2 separate regions of the Homo sapiens genome follow, and region 2 is linked to region 1. The links are chromatin loops, found by intact Hi-C in ENCODE. Cell type or tissue: ascending aorta. All regions are shown on one strand.

Evidence for each region. Hi-C counts contacts between places; a loop is a spot of excess contacts. Peaks named below come from ENCODE experiments on the same cell type or tissue, not always from the same donor. Only the 100,000 strongest peaks of a DNase experiment are listed, where the experiment ranks them.
Region 2: a loop joins it to region 1, with 3.0 times the contacts of the local background. A loop is called at or near these places in 1 of 110 quality-filtered maps.

Annotation. Positions count from the first base shown.
Region 1 is chr6:160,087,362-160,089,861 of GRCh38, reverse strand. IGF2R (insulin like growth factor 2 receptor) reads right to left here. Exons shown (of 48, transcript NM_000876.4): 42 at 1,715-1,829; 43 at 609-755. Among named protein-coding and RNA genes, the nearest start is that of SLC22A1, 33 kb to the left of the region's middle. In ascending aorta, a CTCF peak has its summit at 1,273 (motif pointing left); a DNase peak (open chromatin) is centred at 1,271; H3K4me3 peaks cover 514 bases; H3K27ac peaks cover 1,759 bases.
Region 2 is chr6:160,354,291-160,356,790 of GRCh38, reverse strand. The region is part of intron 1 of SLC22A3 (solute carrier family 22 member 3); the gene reads right to left. Among named protein-coding and RNA genes, the nearest start is that of SLC22A3, 7.2 kb to the right of the region's middle. In ascending aorta, no CTCF peak of the experiment used is centred here; a DNase peak (open chromatin) is centred at 1,560; H3K4me3 peaks cover 464 bases; H3K27ac peaks cover 2,500 bases.

The DNA of each region.
Region 1 (2,500 bases):
TGACATAAACCCTCAGTCCTCAGAATCACTGCAGGGCCCCAGGATGCTTCCTTTCCTAGGGAAAGGAAGCACGGACACGCTAGGGCAGCACGTCTGTGACCCCACAGCAATTCTGAGGACACCAGTTTCCCTCTCAAGAGGCTTTCTCCCCAACCAGTTCTGGCCTCTGAGTGCTAATCCACCTTCCTCAGGTGCCGTATCCAGCACCACACGGCCCTCGCCCTGTCTGTGCACCTCGGCCACCACCCCCAAGAGCAGCCCCAGTAACACTGCTGAGAAACTTATTTTCTAAACACTGGTAAGCCCAGAAGATTCCTGCTCAAACATGTCAGAAGGCTTCGGCTTCAACCCCTGAGATTATCATGAAGAGAGGGAGAAGGACGGGGGATTTATTTTTACACTCATGAGAATTCACCATCTTTGGTGTTAAAACTTAATGATTGAGTAACGCTTTTCCTCAGTTTAAGCAAAAGATGACGATGACTCCAGCAACAGTAACTAAAACACAGACCTATTTATCCTGCAGTGCTCCCCGATAGGGAAAGAGCGGCATTGCTGGTTTAATTTTGAACACATTTCACAGCTCAGAAGGAAAACGTTTTACTTACTTAAAATAAATATCTCCGAGGCTGAAGCTCTTGCCATTTATAGGGTTGGTGATGGTCCCATTCACCATCTGCACCTCCTGAGGCTTCACGGCGCAGGCAGCCCGGGAGTCCCAGCTGAAGTAGTAAGTGCAGCTGTCGATATCAAACCTAGGAGGAGGGAAGCACAGGCTACAGTCACTTCCCCAGCCAGACATAAGGGAAGACTGCAAAACAATGAACACTGCGGAGCCCTTGAAGCAGCTCACTGGCTTTCAGTCAAGGTGCTGCGAGACTTCAGTTGGGTCCCGAGGCCCCCACTCCCCGGGCTGCGCAGGCCTAGGCAGAATTTCCCGACTCAACACTGACGGCAGCTCGGAGCGAGGGTGGTTATTTTACTCACTTCTTTTCATCACCACAATGGACAGGGAAGATGACTGTGGTGCACACATCAGTAATGTGACAAAGCAGGCAAGCATTCAATATAAATTTTTTAAAATTTGTAAACCGTGCAACATTCAAAACCTGGAAAATTTGCTCCTAGATTTTTAGATTTTTGTTTAAGCTTCTCAGACTCATACATTCATAAATCCTTTGGCAATTTCTGAGTCACCCCTTTTCCAAACTCAGCGTCTGGAAGGAATCAGTTCTGTTCACAAACAGCAGCTCACATGCACCCTCTGTTGGCCAAGCTCTCCCTGGCACCAGATGCAATGTGGCCGGGAAAACTTGAATATAATCCAAGCACATCCCAGGTCCAGATGCAGGTCCCAGCTGCTCGAGGGTCCCAGCCAGGCTGCTTGAACACCTCGGGTGGGACAAATCCACGCCCCTTTGTTTCTACTATGACATTCAAAGGTAGAGGTCAGTTAAGTACTGCTCAGCCAGTGCTAAACCTAGTTCAAGAGACAAGCTAGCCCAGAGAAGTTGCACTGGTCTTGTAACAGTGTCTCAGCACTGTATCTGGAGGTCTTCCCTGCCTGGAGCAGCCCCGCCCAATACAGCACAATCAGCGGCTCTGGCCCTGAGCTCCTAAGACTCAGCCAAAACCTGCCCATGAAAACCCCAAGGAGGAATTCCCTCCAGTATGCTCACTGCACAGTCCCGCTCTGAGCCCCCAGTCTCCTGACCTCTTGAATGCAGGTCTGCCCACCGTCTTTGTACAGGTCAATTCTATCACGGAGGATGCGGTCTTATTTCCACCACACGGATAACCTTTGGAGTACGTGACAACAACTTTGTCACCTGAAACACACAAATGATTGAACTGACATTATTTCTAGTGCATTATAAAAAGCCTCAGGCAGGCGCAGTGGCTCACACCTGTCAATTCCAACACTTTGGGAAACCAAAGAGGGCAGATCACTTGAGGTCAGGAGTTAGAGACCAGCCTGACCAACATGGTGAAACCCCGTCTCTACTAAAAATACAAAAATTATTCGGGCACGGTGGCAGGTGCCTGTAATCCCAGCTACTCAGGAGGCTGAGGCAGGAGAATTGCTTGAACCCGGGAGGCAGAAGTTGCAGTGAGCCAAGATCGAGATGGCGCCATTGCACTCCAGCCTGGGCAACAAGAGCAAAACTCCATCTCAAAAACAAAAACAAAAAACAAACAAACAAAGCTTCAATGTTAGGAGTAAAAATCTGGTTTAAAGGCCAGAAGAAAATAAATTTTGGGCTCCCTAAAGGTTTATCGACCTGTTCTTGCATTCCCACACTCAGGGGTGGTCACCTGGCCCACTGCACAATTGTCACAGCCTAAGACCTGGGGTCAAACCCAAACCCTCCTACTCCCGTACTTTGTGGCCCTGGGTTGCTGAGCTTCTGAGCCTTGAGGGCCTTACCTGCAGAACAGGGCACTGTCCAAAGTGGGCAGGTTTCGGGCATGTATAGAAAGTGCCCAACAAACTCATGTG
Region 2 (2,500 bases), 270 kb before region 1:
TTAAAAAGCCACACCAAAGACCATTAAAACTTTGCTTTTTCCTCACAGAATATAAATACATGTCCTTTCTTGGTTATGATTTAAGAGGGGGTGGGGAAAAAACCGAGGCAGAATGTTGGAAAGGTTTTAGTTTGTTTTGGAAGGTAGGTGGTGTTTGCTCCCCACTCCATAGCCATGAAGGGGACAGCGCTGCACCCTGGGAGCTGCTCAGCCCAGGCCCTTCAGTGCTCCTCCCTGCACCGGGCCTTGCACCTGTGCCCAGCTGCCCTGGAGCAGGCTCGATTGATGACACAGACTACTGTGTGGTGCCAGGACAGCTGGGAAAAGTCTCTTCTGCACAATGGACGTCAGCACATTAAAATTATGGCCCCAAAGAGCCAGCAGTTCTATTCCTTCCTGTCCCTTTCATGTTCCAGGTCACACCCCCTACATTAGGATTCTGCGGACACAGACCCCATGAGCAGATAGGAGTCAAGTAAAGTGGAGGCCTGTTTTCCTCCTGCTCCAGAGGTCTGCGGGCGGCCATGGCCGCCGATGATTGTTCACCCTGTGACTGATCACACCTCATGGATGCAAGGCAGAAGATGATGAAGGCGGAGGATGAGGCAAGGAATCGGCGTTAGGAGTCAACAGGAAGCAACACCATCGGTAGAGGGCCTGGGTTAATCTCTGAAAGCCAATTCCAGGGTTGGCCTAGCCATGGTCATAAAAAGCATTACACGTGCCAAGGAATCCCTTTCTCTTTCATTCATTAATTTAATCACAAATATTTGCCAAACACTGCGTTAGGCTAGGAGGGCAGAGCGCCGGCCCTCCAGCACCTCAGAGTCTGATGAGGCAGTGAGCACAAGATGAGTAGAGGGAAGGCAGCTAGACAGATAAAGGAAGCCAAGCCCAGCCCTGGGTAGAGGCAGCAGTGGGGAAGGTGTGTCTGGAATTGGTGTGTGTAAAGGTACAAAACGGAACAGCCTCATGAGAAAAGACAAGTTTTTTGTTGTTGTTGTTGTTGTTGTTGTTTTGAGACAGAGTCTCTAACTGTCGCCCAGGCTGGAGTGCAGTGGTGCGATCTCAGCTTACTGCAAGCTCCGCCTCCCGGGTTCACGCCATTCTCCTGCCTCAACCTCCCCGGTAGCTGGGACTACAGGCAGCCGCCACCATGCCTGGCTAATCGTTTTTGTATTTTTTTTTTTTTTAGTAGAGACGGGGTTTCACCGTGTTAGCCAGGATGGTCTCGATCTCCTGACCTCGTGATCTGCCCACCTTGGCCTCCCAAAGTGCTGGGATTACAGGTGTGAGCCACCGTGCCCGGCCGAGGAAAGACAGGTATTTTGAGGAAAGGAAAGGAAACAGCGCACACAAGAGCCCAAGGGGAGGACAGCTGTGGCACATGTCCCAGGGTGACTGCCTGGAGAGTGGGAGCCCCGGGGGCTAAGAGAGGGAAAAGCCTCTATAGGCGGAGACATGGGGTGGAGGCACAGAGACCTTGTGTACCAGACCTAGGGGAGGATGCTCTTAGAGGCACCAGCCTCCATACCATTTTGTCAGGTGCCCACAGCCTCGTGACCTGTGCCCTGCCAGGAAGCACACTAAGATGCTGTATGAGTCAGAGCAGCCTAACAGGAAGAGCTGCAACAAGCAGTCTCCCAAGCCTCAGTTGTGTAACACAATAAAGCTTATTTCTTATTCGCAATCCCATATTCCTGTGCAGATGAATTGGTGTGGAGGGGAGCTGTGGGGCTCCTGCCTGCCTCGCATGCCTCCAGGAACGCATATCCTTCCGTGTAAGAGTTCCACCATCCTCCGGGGACTGCAGGAGGAAGGTTGCTCCGGCTCCAGGCTTAGCAGTTCCACATTCACTTCCCCAACATCACTGACCAGGACTCAGACACGTGGCCTCTCTAGCTTCAAGGGAAGCTGGGAAATATGACCTACCTGTGGGGTCCAGTGGGAAAGTATCGGTATTCTCAGCCTTTAGAGCAAATTAGTGTCCGAGATATTTTATTTTATTTTTTAGAGACAGGGTCTTCCTCTGTCACCCAGGCTGGAATACAGCAGCACAGTTCGACCTCCTGGGTTCAACCTTCTGAGTAGATAGGACTACAGGCATGCATCACCACACTCGGCCAATTTTTTAAAAATTTTAAAATATTTTTGTATAGTTGGAGTCTCAAAATGCTGCCTAGGCTGGCCTCAGACTCCTGGGATTACAGGCATGAACCACCACAACTGGCCAAGGCTTTGACTCTTTATATTTAAGGCAAATTTATCAGTGATTTATTATGCTAGACCAGGGATCAGCAAACTTACAGCTCCAGGGTCAAATCTGGCCCATAGCCTGTTCCTTCCCTCCCTCCTGACTCCCACCTGGCTTAAGGGTCTTTATGTGTTCACAGGAACCAACTGTTCTGAGCACCACCTATGACCAGGCACTTTGCAAGCATATGTCAAGCCAATTGCTAAGGCAGGCATTCTTGTACCCATTCTAGTGCTGAGGAAACTG